Regions from separate parts of the Homo sapiens genome. Here region 1 is linked to region 2. The links are chromatin contacts, found by Hi-C or POLR2A ChIA-PET in ENCODE. All regions are on one chromosome and are shown on one strand. The core of a region is the stretch at or near the end of the contact, and the rest is flanking DNA. Distances in the headings are between cores, read along the strand shown.

Region 1 (5,492 bases), core at 1,064-3,563, 170 kb after region 2:
AGTCCCTTTGAGGTGAACGTGGGCATGGCCCTGGGAGATGCCAACAAGGTGTCAGCCCGTGGCCCTGGCCTGGAACCTGTGGGCAATGTGGCCAACAAACCCACCTACTTTGACATCTACACTGCGGGTAGGACGGGCCCCAGGGGGTGCAGGTGGAAAGCCCCTGACCATGTGGGGCTGTGTGGGGGTGGGGGGAGGCTGGGACAGGGATGCCAGCCAGAGGGTGGGCAGCCTCAGGGTGAGGGCACCGGGGCAGCTGTGTGTGTCCAGAGTGGTGCTGACAGCCTCTGTTTTCGGCAGGGGCCGGCACTGGCGATGTTGCTGTGGTGATCGTGGACCCACAGGGCCGGCGGGACACAGTGGAGGTGGCCCTGGAGGACAAGGGTGACAGCACGTTCCGCTGCACATACAGACCTGCCATGGAGGGGCCACATACCGTGCATGTGGCCTTTGCGGGTGCCCCCATCACCCGCAGTCCCTTCCCTGTCCATGTGTCGGAAGGTAAGGGCCCTTCACTGCTCCCCACGGTAGCCCTTACCAAAGCCAGAGGCTTGCAAGGGGCAGGAGGAAGAGCTGGGGCGGGGGTCTGCAGAGACCCCCTCCCTGAGTCCTCCATCCCACCCCCAAGGTGGCTGGAGTTCCTAAGAGCACAGCTGGGAGGCCACAGTGAAGGGTCCCAGAACATGTGCCACCCTGGGAGGGCTGAGCGGAAGTGACGGGGCTGTATGGGTGGGGGCATATCTAGGGAGTACTGCCTGCATGCCAAGCCCTCAGGTGGTGACTGCCCCACTTGTTCTCTCCCTGCACTCAGTGCCCATCGTCCACCAGGCCGAGAGTGATGCCACATTAATGCTCTCCAGTGGAGGCGGGGCCAGGCATGGCCGCAGCTGACTGGCCTCACCTGTGCTGTGTGGCATGGCCCGGGCCGTGTGGAATCGCCCCCCCTTCCTTGGCATTCTGTGGCAGGCCCCAGGTTCCATGCCGTTGTCTGTGTTCTGTGGCAGGTCTAGTGTCTTTGCCACTTGCCTGGTGATTTCTATGATGAAATCTGGGCTCTGAGCCATTGCCTGTGTTCCGTGGTACCCCTTGGGCAGTGCCATCGCCTATGGTCATGGTAGTCCTGGAATATGTGTCGTGTCCTGTTTCGTAGCACCTGTGGGTCCCATGCCATTTTTCTGGATTCTGTGGCAGGCTGAGATTCCCATTCCTTTGCCTGTGTTCCATAGCAAGGCCTGGGCTCATTGCCACTGGCCACGGTCTGTGGTAGGCTGATGTCCACACGTTGCCTGTGTTGTATGGCAGGCTTCGAGTTCTATGAAGTAGCCCTTGTTCTGTGGCATTGCTGGATGTTTTGTGGCATGACTTAGATCCTAAGGTTGCTTTGGTGCCCTGAGAGGCCCAGAGGGCTCTAGATGGATGGCCTTGGGCTGGGTAAAGGGGCCTTCCCTGTCTCTCTGAGCCCACTCTCAGCCCAGGCTCTGCCATGCATTTCCCCAGTGGCACTGGCTCGGAAACTTTCTTGTAACCTGCCTGATCTGGGGCCTGTAGCCAGCTCCAGCCCGGCAGCCCCGGTTGTGCTGGGGACACAAAGGGCTCCAGAGCAGGGCCGTGGGCCACTGCCTGTGCCTGGGAGGGGTTAGAAGGACTGTGCACAGGGAGGTGGGGGCTAGTGGTCCAAGGCCCCTCAGCACCCCCAACCTCCTTTCTCTTCCTCCCCTAGCCTGTAACCCCAACGCCTGCCGCGCCTCTGGGCGAGGCCTGCAGCCCAAGGGTGTTCGCGTGAAAGAGGTGGCTGACTTCAAGGTGTTTACCAAGGGTGCCGGCAGCGGGGAGCTCAAGGTCACGGTCAAGGGGCCAAGTGAGTGCCAGAGCCCAGGGTCGTGAGGGTGGGGCTGGGGGATCATAAGGGAAGTATGGCCAGTGGTTCTGACTCCCAGAGGGCAGTGACAGCCAGCACCACAGCTCCACAGTGACCAGAGGCACCCCAGAATCTCAGGCTCATTGTCTCCTCTCTGCCTCAGTTTCTTGGTCTACAAGCCAGGAATGATTCTCTCCACCCTAAGTGCTATACGGGGTGTTATGCACAGGGATGACAAGTGTTCCCTGCCCTGAGTTGCAGCACTGCTCACTACAGCACTGCCCTCGGGCTGGGTCGGGGTCCCAATGGCTCCTTGAGGGGATTGAGGAGCTGGGACTTCAAGGATATTGATCTGCCTTCTTCCCCACCCTGCCCCCATCTCCTCAGAGGGCACAGAGGAGCCAGTGAAGGTGCGGGAGGCTGGGGATGGTGTGTTCGAGTGCGAGTACTACCCGGTGGTGCCTGGGAAGTATGTGGTGACCATCACGTGGGGCGGCTACGCCATCCCTCGCAGGTGAGTACCTTGCGCCCCCCATGCTGTCCTGTCTAGGCCATCACAGGGAGGGACGAGGGGCACTGGGCTGCGAGGGAGTTTGAGGGGAGATGGAGTTTGGGCTGCGAGGGACTTTGGGGGGCACTTCCTGGCATGGACACCAGCTCCCTCTCTGCCCAGCCCCTTTGAGGTACAGGTGAGCCCAGAGGCAGGAGTGCAAAAGGTCCGGGCCTGGGGTCCTGGTTTGGAGACTGGCCAGGTGGGCAAGTCAGCCGATTTTGTGGTGGAAGCCATTGGCACCGAGGTGGGGACACTGGGTAAGTGGCTGGGGGGCAGGAGGAGGGAGTGCTGCGGGGGAGGGCAGCAGGGGACACTGTGGGTAATGGGTGCAGTGCGCATGCTGGGGAGCGCTGGGGTGAGCAGGGAGATAGGACATGAGGGCAGCTAGAGGGGAGCTGGGGGACGGAAGGGTCTTGCCTGATGCTGGATCCCCGACCCTCCCCCACCTTGCCCCAGGCTTCTCCATCGAGGGGCCCTCACAAGCCAAGATCGAATGTGACGACAAGGGGGATGGCTCCTGCGATGTGCGGTACTGGCCCACGGAGCCTGGGGAGTACGCTGTGCACGTCATCTGTGACGATGAGGACATCCGAGACTCACCCTTCATTGCCCACATCCTGCCCGCCCCACCTGACTGCTTCCCAGATAAGGTGTGGTCCCAGCTCACACACACCTGCCCCGGGGGTGGGGCAAGCTGGTTCTCCTCCCCTCCCCAACTCAGCCTTCTTCCCTCCGCACAGGTGAAGGCCTTTGGGCCTGGCCTGGAGCCTACCGGCTGCATCGTGGACAAGCCCGCTGAGTTCACCATTGATGCTCGTGCAGCTGGCAAGGGAGACCTGAAGCTCTATGCCCAGGTAGGTCATTGTCCAGTCTCTGCTGCCCTTACTACCCATGGCAGGGACCCTGGAAGGCAGGGCCAGGCCAGAGGCAGAGGCCTCCCAGCAGGAAATGACAGCATCACAGAAGATCAGGCAGGACTGATACTCATGGGCCCATCAGTACCATGGAAAATTTTAAATTTTGTGTTTTCTTAACGATGATAACCTAAAAACGTATTTTACCAAAGAGTCATTTTTGTGCTAATTTGTAATTGAAAGATTGTTTCATTGAATAAGACACTGGTTTCCCAAGTCAGTTTCTCAGACTGGTGTCCATTGACCCCTAGAGGTTAATGAACATATTCTTGAGGATCTAAGAGGGTGATTCTTCTTTGAAAGGCTCATGATTCAGTTTTAGGAACATAAATTTAGCCCACACTCTTCCTGTCCAACACATTTCAGAGTTGAGGAAACCTAGGCTGGGAGAGCAAGCCATACAGATGGCCTTGAGTCAGGCTCCCAGGGTGGGCTCTGGCCGCCAGAGCACGTGGCCCTGGGCTCTGGTGGCCTCAGTGGCTGGTGTGGGGGCGGGAGTGCCAGTGTTGGGGGTGGGAAAGGAGGCGCTGGGTTCACCTGCGGCCAGCAGAGGGCGCTCTGCAGAGGCCACAGCTATGAACTTTGCTTGGGTGATGCCCACAGGACGCCGACGGCTGTCCCATCGACATCAAGGTGATCCCCAACGGCGACGGCACCTTCCGCTGCTCCTACGTGCCCACCAAGCCCATTAAGCACACCATCATCATCTCCTGGGGAGGCGTAAACGTGCCCAAGAGCCCCTTCCGGGTGCGTCCTCCCGGCCTGCCCCGTGCCCACCACCAGGGGTCCCTGAGGGAGGGCGGAACCCTCGCTGGAGTCCCTGTTGTCCCTGGGCTCAGGCTGGGACTGAGGCTTGGGCTGGTGCCACTGAGGCTGGGCCGGGTGCGCTGGGCAGGAGGATGAGCCTTGAGGGAGGGCACCACGCTGAGCTGCGACCCCTCCCGCAGGTGAACGTGGGCGAGGGCAGCCACCCCGAGCGGGTAAAGGTGTACGGCCCCGGAGTGGAGAAGACAGGCCTCAAGGCCAATGAGCCCACCTACTTCACGGTGGACTGCAGCGAGGCGGGGCAAGGTGCGCCCAGCCGGAAGGGGTGGGTCTGGGAGGGGGCGGGGGTGAGTCGAGTCGGGGGCTGAGCCCAACTCACAGCAGTGCCCGCTTCTCTGCAGGCGACGTGAGCATCGGCATCAAGTGCGCCCCAGGCGTGGTGGGCCCTGCAGAGGCTGACATTGACTTCGACATCATCAAGAATGACAACGACACCTTCACCGTCAAGTACACGCCACCAGGGGCGGGCCGCTACACCATCATGGTGCTGTTTGCCAACCAGGTACCTAAGCTCCTGGGTACTCACAGCGACATGCACCTGCCAGCTCCAGAAGGCAGCTGGAGATGCTGTCACTGGGAACAGGGAGGGATGATTCCGCAGACATGGTGGAGCCCTACCTGTGTGAGGCAGGGTGCCTCAGAGGAAGCAAAGGGGGCCCTTTTGGAGGCTGCCCCTGTCCATGCTGGGTCCCCTGGGTGTGTCCTGAGCCAGCATCTAGCTGAGAGCAGGGGTGTGTTCCCCTCGAGAGCCCTGACTGAGCCTCCTCCACATCCAGGAGATCCCCGCCAGCCCCTTCCACATCAAGGTGGACCCATCCCACGATGCCAGCAAAGTCAAGGCCGAGGGCCCTGGGCTGAATCGCACAGGTGAGTGTCTGGGCAGGGGCTGGGACTGGCTCGAGGTTGGGGTTAGGTGGCTGCCAGGCCCTCACCACATCTCTGGGTGGGTCCTCAGGTGTGGAAGTCGGGAAGCCCACCCACTTCACGGTGCTGACCAAGGGAGCCGGCAAGGCCAAGCTGGATGTGCAGTTTGCAGGGACAGCCAAGGGCGAGGTTGTGCGGGACTTTGAGATCATAGACAACCATGACTACTCCTACACTGTCAAGTACACCGCTGTCCAGCAGGTGCGCTCTGCCCCTCCCATGCTACCGCCCGGCCGGCCCGCCAGAGCCCTGGGTCTCCCTCCTCCAGTCCCATGGGACCAGTTCTGGATCCTCCACGCCTTTCCTGCCTCCTGCCCTCACTCTCATGGTGGATCTGAGCTTCAGAGCCCATATTCACCACCAGGATGTTGTAGGACCTTGCCTTATATCCAGTTCTGACCTACCATTGTACCCAACA
Region 2 (6,014 bases), core at 3,390-5,889:
TATTTCAAATAGTACAAAAAAGGAGGTATTCTGTGAAAAGTAAGTCTTTGTTTCACCAAAGATACCAATCCCTGCCCCCTCCCCGTCCTAAGGCCATCACTGTTAGCATTTCCTTTTTTCTCCTCCCAAAATTGTCTGTGCATGTTCAAGTATATATGGATATATATCCTTGTGCTAGCATACTATATACACTGTTCTGCATCTTTTTAAAGTTTAATAATCTTGGCGATCATTCTATATCAGTACATATAAAGTGGGCTTTTTATGAATGGCCTAACATTACATCATACAGATGTATCATAATTTAATTAAGTGGTGCCCTGTTGGTGGATATTCAAGTCGTCTGGTCTTTTGCTATTGCAAATAATGTTGCAGTAAAGTAAAATGTAAAATAAAAGTAAATGTCTTACTTACTTAAAAACCTATTTTAAAAGTAAATGATGGACTTTAGGAGGTTAAGAATTAAAAATTAATAAACATATAAATAAATGAGGTACTCTAGCACTTGGGGTCATGCTGATGTTCTTGTCATCTAAATTTTTGGTTTATATGCTGCAAACATTGTCAAAGAAATTTCCTATTTCTTTTACAAGGAAAAGAGAAAAACATGTCAAGAATAGGGAGTACTATTATAAGAAAGCAAAAGTAACAACTTTGAAGGTTTGAATTTCTGGTGTTACAAACTTTGTATGCTAAAAAGATAAATGTTAGTTTCCACTTCTAATGATCAAGTCTTAGGAAGATATAAGCCAATAAGATATAAGCTGCTTCTGATGGTACAGCTTCAGGGAAACACCAGTGAGAAGCACGTGTCTCCCCTGATGAGAAGAGAAGTGCTAGGAGATTGAGCCTCAGTCACAGGCAGATGTGTGTCTTGACAGCCACGGTGTGTGTCTTGAGAGTTTAAAAGATGTGAAAGAATGATTTGACCCATTGGCTTGCTCGCTGAATAAGCACCAAGGCAAGAGAGCCTGGTAGTTGTCCTGCATAGTCTAGGAAGGACATTCTGAGAAGGATAACTAATACTTCATCCCTCTTCAACTTGATGCAACCTGAAGAGCAAGTCCTTGGGTGAAAGTTTCTTGTCCGGTACCAAAGATAGGAGATAGCAGGTAAAGGGAACAAGTTGGTACCATGGCAATGGTGTCCCAGTAAATTTTTATTTTGTTTTGTTTTGTTTGCAAGAACAGTATGGGATAAACAATAGCAAATATACAGCCTTGGTTTCCCCAAATCCTACAATCTCAGTGCAGGAAGGTCATCTTCAGCAGTCAGCTCAGAATAGCCTCAAGGGACATGATGTCTACAGCTTCTGGCTTCAGAATAATGTCCTATTACTGTCAAGTGGCACCCCCCACCATTTCTTCAAAGGCTGTGATAAGTTTTGCACAGATGAGGGCAGCAGAAAGGAGGTAGTTGCTGCTAGACACCATCCTTCTCTGTATATTCCACACTGACCTTGCTCTAGGCAAAGGCCCCCACCACAAAAACAATAGGGTCACTGTTGAACACCAGCTCTTTTTTTTTTTTTTTTTTTTTTTGAGACGGAGTCTCGCTCTGTCGCCCAGGCTGGAGTGCAGTGGCGGGATCTCGGCTCACTGCCAGCTCCGCCTCCCGGGTTCACGCCATTCTCCTGCCTCAGCCTCCCAAGTAGCTGGGACTACAGGCGCCCGCCACTACGCCCGGCTAATTTTTTGTATTTTTAGTAGAGACGGGGTTTCACCGTTTTAGCCGGGATGGTCTCGATCTCCTGACCTCGTGATCCGCCCGCCTCGGCCTCCCAAAGTGCTGGGATTACAGGCGTGAGCCACCGCGCCCGGCCCTGAACACCAGCTCTTACACCTACCTCGCTGATGCCTGGAATGGAAAAAGAAGTGCCGATTTTCTTTTTCTTTCTTTCTTTTTTTTTTTTTAGACAGAGATTCACTGTGTGGCCCAGGCTGGAGTACAGTGGCACAATCTTGGCTCACTGCAACCTCCGCCTCCCGGGTTCAAATGGTTCTTTTGCCACAGCCTCCTGAGTAGCTGGGAATACAGGCGCATGCCACCACACCCAGCTAATTTTTGTATTTTTAGTAGAGACAGGGTTTCACCATATCGGCCAGACTGGTTTCAAACTCGTGACCTCGTGATCCTCCCTCCTTGGCCTCCCAAAGTACTGGGATTAAAGGTGTAAGCCACCACACCCAGCCAGAAGTGCCAATTTTCATACATCCAACTGGGAAGTGATCTGATGTTGGATTCTTTTTTCTTTCTTTTTTTTTTTTAGGTGGAGTTTTGTTCTTGTTGTCCATGCTGGAGTGCAATAATGGTGTGATCTCAGCTCACTGCAACTTCCACCTCCCAGGTTCAAGTGATTCTCCTACCTCAGCCTCCCGAGTAGCTGGGATTACAGATGCCTGCCACCACGCCCGGCTAATTTTTTATATTTTTAGTAGAGATGGGGTTTCACCATGTTGGTCAGGCTGGTCTCCAACTCCTGACCTCAGGTGATCCACCCGCCTCGGCCTTCCAAAGTGCTGGGATTACAGGTGTGAACCACTGCACCTAGCCCTTTTTCTCTTTTTAAATATACAATTTTAGGATCCCTTTTTTTTTTTTTTTTGAGATGGGAGTCTCATTCTGTCACCCAAGCTGGAGCGCAGTGGCACAATCTCTGCTCACTGCAACCTCTGCCTTCTGGACTCAAGTGATCCTCCCACCTCAGCCTCCCAAATAGCTGGGACCACAGGGCGTGCCACCACACCCGGGTAATTTTTGTATTTTTTGTAGAGACGAGGTTTTACCATGTTGCCCAGGCTGATCTTGAACTCCTAAGTTCAAACAATCCACCCACCTTGGCCTCCTGAAGTGCTGGGATTACAGGCGTGAGCCACTGCACCTGGCCTTATAATACTCTTTATTGTAAATTTCATATGACCAGTTGATTCTTACCAAAAGCTTTTGTTGATTTTTGTCAAACGCTGATATTTCTAGCCAACCTATGATTGCAACTGACAAGCAAGTATAGTTCTGACATGAATATTGGTTGATATTTTGATTTACATTAATGAGCAAGGCAAAAGTGAAATAACAAAGTTGTGTATTGGAACTTTACTCATTTGTCAATGACGTGGGCAACTTCTTCGCTAAATTAGGTAAGTCTTCAAATACTGGAAGGCTATTTTCTCAGATTTTTCTATGCCCAAAATATAATAGCTACAGACACATCTTTAAGTTTAATCTGCATAATTAACATTTTCTCTATCACTTTAGTTTAGACAATCAACAGAACAATAAATCAAACCCTGATTTGTAGCACTTGCTGATTTCAAGCTAGCTAACAAGATGAAGTTCCTGAACACACCCTGGGAAGAGATATGCAGCAGCCCACCACTGTATACTGTTTCTTTTCTTTTCTTTTTTTTGAGACAGAGTCTTGCTTTGTCGCTTAGGCTGGAGTGCAGTGGCACCATCTTGGCTCATCACAACCTCCACCTCCCAGATTCAAGCGATCGCCCTGCCCCAGCCTCCCAAGTAGCTGGACTACAGGTACCCACACCACACCCGGCTAATTTTTGTAGTTTTAGTTGAGACGGGGTTTCACCCGTTGACCAGGCTAGTCTCGAACACCTGACCTCAGGCGATCCACCCACCTCGGCCTCCCAAAGTGCTGGGATTACAGTCATGAGCCACCAAGCCCAGCCAAGTTTATATCATTTAAGTTTTAAAGGCTGGGCTTGGTGGCTCATGACTGTAATCCCAGCACTTTGGGAGGCCGAGGTGGGTGGATCGCCTGAGGTCAGGTGTTCCAGACCAGCCTGACCAACATGGAGAAACCCTGTCTCTACTAAAAATACAAAATTATCCGGGTGTGGTGGTGCATGCCTGTAATCCCAGCTACTCGGGAGGCTGAGGCAGGAGAATTGCTTGAAGATGGGAGGCGGAGGTTGTGGTGAGCCGAGATCACGCCACTGCACTCTAGCCTGGGCAACAAGAGCAAAACTCTGTCTCAAAAAAAAAAAAAAAAAAGTTTTAATAATTGCTGTGTTTAACAACTGGTTTGTAGCATTCCTGAAAATGTAACAACCAGCTCTCGTGACCTGTTTTGGTCTGGCTCCAGCATACAACTGTGCCACTGCCTTCTCCTTTGCCCACTGTTTCCAAATAAATAAGCTTCTCAGTTTAGTTAACAGGTGTCCATTTCTTTAAAAAAAAAAAAAAATCTCCTTTTCTCCCATGAGATGGGGTAGGGAAGATGAACTCCCTTTTTCCTATCCTTAGACTTCCCTGGGCAGGTGAACAAGTCCCATGGAAGTTTGGTGAGGGGCTTCAAGGGGAGCCAAGAGGATTAAAGCCTGTATGTTCCCGAGAGCCTTCCTTGCATCTGGCCAGCTCACTGCTGCCTTGGCATAACTTTGGGAGGGTCATTTTTTCCATGTGGGGTAAGGCTGAATGTTTACAAAGTGGAATAGGCTGCATTACTGCTGGTTTGTAGTTGGTGGAAAGAGGGAGAAAAGAGCCTGGCACATCCTCTGTCCTTCCTCTTCTTTTTTTTTTCCCTTTTCTGTTGTCACCATCACATTCCTTGATGTCATTCCTGCCATTGTGAGCTGACAGGCCCTCCCAGCCCTGGTGGACAGCCCGTAAGTAAATGGGGAGGAAATGCTGGGGAGGTGGGGGCAGATCACATCAACATCCTGGCATTGGGCTGGGTCGGCGTGGAGCCCCAGAAATGTTCCCAAGCCCATTCTTACCAAGAACCAATGAGTAAAATCAGGGGCCTCCCACCTGAGGTCAGGGAACCAGGCCCTGGAGTGGAACTTGGGGTGGAAAATGGCCTTCTTTGTCAACTGATTCATTCTCCAGAATTCAATTTGTTCTCCAACTCGGTGGTGTTTGAAAGCAACTTTATCCAGGTACCCTCGTGGAGCTCAGGGCCAGCTGTCTTTCTGTTTCCAAAACCTGTTCCTAGGGGTTGGTTAGGAGATGCTGTGGCCTTTTAAAGCCCTGGGGGAGGGGGGGGCGGGGGGACAAAGAAGCCACCAAAGCTAGAGAAAACCAGAAGGTCTGGGTCCCAAGTTCACCTCCATTTGTGCCTACCGTATGATAGAGCTACCTGCAGGTCATCTGTTCTAGGGAAATTGATTTATGCTTTACAAATGAGAGATCAGAGCTCAGTCTCCAGGCAGGGTTCACAGGCCCTTTCTGGGCCACTTGTCCAAAGTGGATGGTTACAGGGAATGAAGGTTGCTGTTAGAAACTCTGCTCTGAAATCCATCCTCCTCAGTCTGGGATGGTTTAGAAACAGCCTTGTTTGAAAGCAAAGACACTGGGTAAATAGGTGTTGCCCAGATCCTACCATTCCCTAAAAGGATGGTGGTGACATGACCAATGGAAGTGAGCCTGGGATGGGGCCACTGGGAGTGGAAGGTGGTCGTTTTCGTAAGTATCAAGTCTTAACGCGGGTGCTGCCTGCCTCCCTCTAGCGGTCTAGCCTGAACCCATGCTCCTGCGCAGGAGAGCATAACCAGTTAATCAGCCAGTAAGCACACACTAAACATCTACTGAGTGCAGGGCAGGAGGTGCAGAGAAAAATCAGAGTGTCCCTGGCCAGGAAGCCTATGAGTTTGGTTTACCTGTTATTTGGTAACTGTCTAAGCAAGCTCTATGTCAGAGAGCTTGGGCCAGCTGATGCACCAGGCATGACTGCAGAGAGCAGGTGCTGGGGGCATTCATTCAAGGCATTCTCTCTGGACTTTGGCAGTTGAAGAAGGCTTTCCAGAAGGGTCTTAAGCCATTCTTTGAGAGACTGCTGAGATTTTGGTAAGTGGAAGAGCAGCGGGGAGGATATCCCAGACAGAGGGGCTTCAAAGTACCTAAGGAAAGGCAGGGAGGCTGGAATGCAAGGTCTGCAAGACACAGACCCATTCAAATGGAATGGGAAAGTAGCCAGGGGTTATAGGAGAGAAGGTGGGAACAGTTTGAGGTGGGTCTTGGGCTTAATTTGGAGACTCTTCACAGAGCAGCGAGCT

Evidence for each region. A loop is a pair of places that touch in the nucleus more often than their neighbours do. ChIA-PET counts read pairs that join two places held with the same protein, here RNA polymerase II (POLR2A). Pooled maps may share reads with other maps.
Region 1: a pooled map shows a loop between it and region 2 (7-fold over the local background). The contact joins the enhancer-like site here to the promoter of GARIN1A in region 2. A Hi-C loop is called at or near these places in 1 of 50 pooled maps. POLR2A ChIA-PET finds 5 or more read pairs at or near these places in 4 of 52 experiments (B cell, BJ, IMR-90 and 1 more).

What each region holds. Positions count from the first base shown.
Region 1 is chr7:128,838,303-128,843,794 of GRCh38, forward strand. It overlaps FLNC (filamin C), which reads left to right. Exons shown (of 48, transcript NM_001458.5): 7 at 1-127; 8 at 301-501; 9 at 1,721-1,858; 10 at 2,246-2,372; 11 at 2,532-2,668; 12 at 2,868-3,061; 13 at 3,152-3,265; 14 at 3,929-4,072; 15 at 4,273-4,396; 16 at 4,492-4,652; 17 at 4,927-5,017; 18 at 5,106-5,275. Among named protein-coding and RNA genes, the nearest start is that of FLNC, 11 kb to the left of the region's middle. RefSeq lists a silencer at 3,911-3,960 and an enhancer at 4,137-4,641. Within about 2 kb of position 2,314, at least 3 of the 41 ENCODE cell types and tissues checked have a DNase peak (open chromatin) inside an H3K27ac peak, as active enhancers do.
Region 2 is chr7:128,667,653-128,673,666 of GRCh38, forward strand. It overlaps GARIN1A (golgi associated RAB2 interactor 1A), which reads left to right and starts at 4,640. Exons shown (of 5, transcript NM_001128926.4): 1 at 4,640-4,898. The coding sequence starts at 4,746. RefSeq lists a silencer at 5,502-5,561.